Linked DNA regions of Homo sapiens: region 1 is linked to region 2. A link is a loop called in an ENCODE intact Hi-C map of the cell type or tissue named here. Cell type or tissue: heart left ventricle. All regions are shown on one strand. Each heading gives the region's core, and the rest is flanking DNA. Links, peaks and the distances in the headings are about the cores only.

What was found. A loop is a pair of places that touch in the nucleus more often than their neighbours do. Peaks named below come from ENCODE experiments on the same cell type or tissue, not always from the same donor. Only the 100,000 strongest peaks of a DNase experiment are listed, where the experiment ranks them.
Region 1: it touches region 2 in a loop (4-fold over the local background); 33 of 110 quality-filtered maps call a loop at or near these places.

Annotation. Positions count from the first base shown.
Region 1 is chr2:144,506,299-144,509,108 of GRCh38, reverse strand. The region is part of intron 2 of ZEB2 (zinc finger E-box binding homeobox 2); the gene reads left to right. Among named protein-coding and RNA genes, the nearest start is that of ZEB2-AS1, 12 kb to the left of the region's middle. In heart left ventricle, for the core only: no CTCF peak of the experiment used is centred there; no DNase peak of the experiment used is centred there; H3K4me3 peaks cover 1,959 bases; H3K27ac peaks cover 2,500 bases.
Region 2 is chr2:144,430,428-144,433,237 of GRCh38, reverse strand. All of the region lies in intron 2 of ZEB2 (zinc finger E-box binding homeobox 2), which reads left to right. Among named protein-coding and RNA genes, the nearest start is that of ZEB2-AS1, 88 kb to the left of the region's middle. RefSeq lists an enhancer at 993-2,706. In heart left ventricle, for the core only: no CTCF peak of the experiment used is centred there; a DNase peak (open chromatin) is centred at 1,687; H3K4me3 peaks cover 1,485 bases; H3K27ac peaks cover 1,481 bases.

The sequences.
Region 1 (2,810 bases), core at 160-2,659, 76 kb before region 2:
AGTTTATTATTCAGACAAGTCTTATAGGCATGAAAACTGTTCAAGCTTTTAAAACAATGTGGTTTAATTAGATGAGGTGGACTTACATTGCTCATAAGCCCTCCAAATGGTGGTTTATAATTGGCAAGGGAAAAAAAAAAGATAGAAAAAAGGAATCAAGGCAGCACATTAAAAATTCCAGGAAATATCTTTAGAAAAGCTATTTTCATTTCTAGCTTTTAAAATATTAGACTACGGTAGCTAGAGGGAATGAAGCAGCTGGGGCCTCTCTCCTTCCTATAAAAGACACCAGAAGTTTGTGATGAAGAAAGGGGCTTCAACTTGAAAAGCTATGAGAGGCCAGTTCGGACAGTGATATGATCTCAGCCTTCGCATCTTTTCAAGGGGGAAGTACTGCCTATCTGTCCAAACCTGGGAGGTCATGTGAACCTCAGAGTCAGGGCCTCAGGCTGGCCGTTACCAACTTGAGACTTTCCAAAGCAAGCAGAGAGGCATTTATGAGGAAGGAGTTAATGGTTATTTTTTGCTGGGCACAAGAATAACTTTACAGGTGTTGCATTTGGGCTTAAATAAGATTGCCTTATTTAGTTTCGAAAAAGAGTGTAGGTGTCAACATTCGAGCAGCCACAAATGTGTGAGAAAGTAAAGGGTATGAGACATGACGGAATTAAAGGTGTTTGCTATGTTGTTACACCGTGTGTCAGGCTGCAAGCTCCCTTTGTCACAGCCTCCTGGTGATTTGACAGCGCAGATCTACTTCCCTTCTAGGTGAGACAGCATTTTTAAACTTGAGTTATAAATATGGTACACCCTTCGAGTTGCACCCTGCCTCCCAGATCCGTGAATCCTATTTGAAAGCATCTTGCCCTGAGACACAATGAACAAACGCCCGTATACAAGGAGGCTGTGGGCTCGGGGGCCCGGGCAGCGCCAGCATCACAGTAGCTGGCATTGACTGTTGTTTGGCAAGAAGGTCCTCTGCCAAATCATCCAATAATTAAGTTTTATGTTATTTGTATGAACGACCAAGCATGCAGTATTCCTTTTCAAATCAAAGGGAGGCTTAAAATTACTTTTTGAACACTTTCAGACCATGGTCAGGTCACAGTTTGGGGGCTGAATTAAAATGATCTCATTCATGATCTAATTGAGGTTGGCAAAACCTTAGCAGTAGCAGGAGTACATAAATATAAATCAAAGACCAAAATTTAGCAAATCATATCATTTGCTAGAAATCTGCTCATGAATTATTCTCCGATTGCCAACCCAGAAGTTAAACTTTGTCTCCCCTCAGCAACAGTAACTGCGCATATTTTTTCAGGCTTCTGACAGGAAAGTTAGAGGATCTGAAAAGAGAAAGGAGAAGGAAGATGATCACTGTGTCATCAGATATGGTACATTTGTGACCCAAGAAACTATGAGAGCTGATAAAGCCATGTACGTTTACAGTGGCTGCTGCAGCCTTGGTTAGAAATTAATATGGGTTTCTAAAAACCAGACTTTGGAAGAGCAGGCAGCACAGACACATTAAGAGTGTAAGGGGAGCAAACGTTTCAAGAAGGGTCTGATTGTACTTTGCTTTCATTTTTTCAATTGAGGAATGTAATCATCATAATGATTCATGATTATTTACAAATTTAGTTCTATCACTGAGCTGGGTCCAGGGATTGAGATTTGAAGTAGTGGTTAGAACTAGAAGACGATACGGAGCTGTTAGTGTGCATATTCAGGTTACCTTTCATTCTTTCTTTCTTTTTAACGCTGCTATAAAATTAAGACTCCAAATAACTTTTCCTATAATCTGTGGGATTAAATGTCATACTCTATTGTATCTAATCCATTTTTAAGTTGTAAATTTTTCTTGTTTGCTGTGTATGATTTCATCTTAAACCCACACAACACTTTACTATAAACTAGAAGAGGTCTAATTCTACAGTTGAATCTTTTGAAGTTAAAATTTTAAATCCTGTGTAAAAGAAGATGTTCTTTTAATCAAACAGTAAACACAGAACTGGTCAGTTGGCCACCTTTATATATCACAAATATATGAAGGTATACTTTTAAATCTTCAGGATAAACTAAGGTGGGAACATTTAAAAATAATCTCAGGTGAGAGAGGTAGATGACCACATTCCTGGGAATAGGTAACTGTCATTAATGATTTCCTAAAATGTATTCTACATTAAAAAAACTGTAATGGATTTCTCTTTAATAGTTACGTTGCCCATAGACAACATAGTGATTTTTGTTCTTTATATACTGTTTCTTATTTTTTTATAATAACTCAAGGAAAGGTACTCCTGACAAGATGATAGCCACCCCCTCCTCCCAAATATGAAATAATCAGTAATAGATGAACAGATTAAAATATTGTGCTATATAAAATCTGAGGTTTTTTTCTTTCTCTCAAATGGATGAGTAAATTTCAAGGAATTCAGTGCCCAAGTGATCTATAAATGTAATATATTGCTTTCAATGTTTCTTAGTTTAAGAAAGTATTTATTGTCTTGTATATCCAAGTAACTGTAATCAAGGAAATTGCAATTGCCTATTCTTGGAAGTACCTAAGTTTCTATTTTAGACACCATGCACATCAATGGAAGTGTTTCACATCATGAGAATTCTCAGTTTTAAGAGGTGAGGTTTATATATAAGGAACTCAGTAAGCTGTGTTTTCATAATAAATAGACCCATTAAGAGGGAAATATCTCTGAGCAAAATGGTTGTCCTCTAAAGATTTCCCATCACCTTTGCTCTGCTGATGGGAATTTGAAAACTAAATACAGCCCATGTGCACACATTCCCACATG
Region 2 (2,810 bases), core at 230-2,729:
TTTAGTTGGCTTTTTGCTATGCCTCAGAGACAGATGTAAAATTAGTGTCTATTTTGAGCCAGCAAACAGTACATCTTTCCTCTTGTTTATTGAATTGCAGAAAGGAATTCTTTGGGCTCCCACTTCTTTGTGGTTTTGAAGTAACTGTCTGTTTTTGTGCCAGCCATGTAGCTCCAATACATGTCTAAAATTTTGCTGAGACTCATGCAAAGGGTGGCTTATTTGACCTGTAAGGACTGAATAGAACTTTGCTACGTTATATGGGAACTTCCAGGCTTTTAAATGCTGAATAAAAAGATATATATCATAAGTTCAAAAACAGACACTGGCCTAATATATTCTGCCCAATGAACCTCATTTAAAACCAGTATACGTTGGTTATTATACAAAATTGAATCTCTTCTTTGCAGAGACAAAGCTACATTATTAAGATCTCTTCTGCCAGTGGTGATGATGGTGGGCAAACATCAAAACAGGTCCAAATGGGAAAATGAGCTTATTTTTATTTCATAATGTAAGTGCGGCTAAACCCATCAAGTATTGGCCATTCTAGAGTAAGAATATTTTATGGTGAAAATTTCCACAGTACTTGTACTAGGCAAATCCACTGACTAGACGTGAGGGAACATTTTAAAGGAAAATCCTGGGATTTAGAAGTCGGGGCATGGGGTAGGGATCAGGAAGTGCAAAGTCCATCTCAGTGCATTTAATTTTGATTGTCAGATGGTCAACCAGAAAGAGCAGAATGAGATTGTCTCATTTGAATTCAGATATAAAAACTATGTTATGAATTGTTGTACCTGGATTTAAAAAGGGGTTGGGAGAGTGGCACACCAGCATAATGGCATATGGAAATGCATATCCTAGTTAACACAGCGCTAGAAAAGATGGCATACTGCCTCTGTAAGTGAATTTGACAGCAGTTATTTATTTAGTTTAAAAGTATTTACTACTATTTGTGAGCACAAACCCTAAAGGTTGTGAAGTATTGTTGTCCTGTGAAGGTGATGGATGCTGTACTCCTGACCCTATATGGTGAGACATGACTTCATTGCTTGTTTAGATTGTTCTGATATTTGGGACTCCTCAAGGGCTGTTCATAAATCATTTATCTCTCTTTTTTTTCCACAAGAAAATATTTCAATTGTATTGCTGCAGGAACACTCACGTGTCACACGGGATATTGTGGTCCATGCAGAAAAAGACCTTAAAAGGCATGGGTTTTTTTTTTTTTTTTTCCAGGATAAAGGCCTTTTAATGCCTGTCCAGCCTTAGATAATTTTATTCACTCCTTCTGGACCTTTCTTTATTCCTCCTGTGCCCAGAGATCAGTTTTTAGGAGGTGGGTTGAAAGCTTCCCAGGCCTTAGGAGCTTTTGTTGTAGCCCCCCCATTCCCACTCCCCCCTACCCCCAGCATTCTGAAAATTTGTAAAGAATCTTCTGCTTGTTGCTAAGAAATAGTTAAATCTCAGTCACCAGGAAAAAAAAAAAGAAGCACATTATTGATTGTACTAAGGTATATCTGGACCACACAGCTAGAGCAGAGATGTTAGAATATCTCTCTTTTTGTAGATCTGAGGGCATTACCCAGCCTGAACTTGCCTAAGCCCTTGTGGTCACACCTCTTGAAAAGGTTTTGTTTCCCCCGTCAATTGGTATTCAAACCAGGTCAGCAGATTCTGTTTGCCCGGCTCCGCTGCCGTTTTCATTTTAATTTGCACCTGTTGTGCAGTTGTTCGGAAGGCAAGTGCAGACCCGCGGATTATACAAAGATCATATTATGAGCAGATATGCACGGTGTAATCTTTTTGTCCCCAGCTTCACATGACAAAAAAAAAAAATCTCTCTCTTTTTGTTCCTTTTTTACTCCCTGGGAACCTGTCAAAGCAAACAGATATGACTGACTAAAATTTGTAACTAGACATGTTTCCAGAATTCTCCAAAAGCATTATGAACCTGACACACAATCCTTTTCATTTTTTTCCTCCTTTTCTGCCACTTTTGTATAATCCGATAGCTGGCAAGAGCCACTTGAGATAGCTCAGTTGATAACTTAGCGGAGGATTGCTTTATTAGGCGCAGAGAAATCAAAATGAACCTGAAAATTGTTTGCGCTTTTTTTTTCCACAGCCTTTTTTCCCCCTTTCTCTCTCCCTCTTGTTCCCATGATGTCATGGTTCTAACTTGTTTTTTTGTGTGTGTTTCTGGAGAGTTGGGTTAACAGTTCTTGGCAATCCTGTGTGTGCGTAACGGCTGGTGTGTTTCTCTAGCTGAGCTAATGCCCCGTGTTTATTACTCTAATCTTTCTTGTCTGGTGGTAAAGTGGACAATTTATGTACTAGCATGTAGGCCGAGAGCCTGTGAGGGCTGACTAATTCAGAAACAGCCACCTTCAATTGAGTTCACAGACCTTATTTACAGGCTGTCTATTTTAAGAAAAGCTACTGAGCATTGCTGGGACTGAGGGCTGCAAAAGCAGCCCGCCGGTTCTTGTGAGTTATTTTAACATTTGTGTTGGTCTTGCCTGTGTCACTTTGAAATCTTCTGTAATTATGACACTATGAAGACATCTCAATAGTAGTATTAATGGCCCAGAAGATATGGCTTTTCCTCATTTTCTGCTTAAAAGATTAGGATATAAATGGCCTTAGCACATGACGGTTGACATAGAAGAAAGAGTGAAAATTCAGATGGAGCAGGTTTGTGTATGTGTTTGTGTATTTGGGTAAATAGATGGACGTGTGTGTGTGTGTCTACTGTTTCTAGGGAAAAAACCACAGTTAATATAGTGAAGTCATCTCGTATTTAT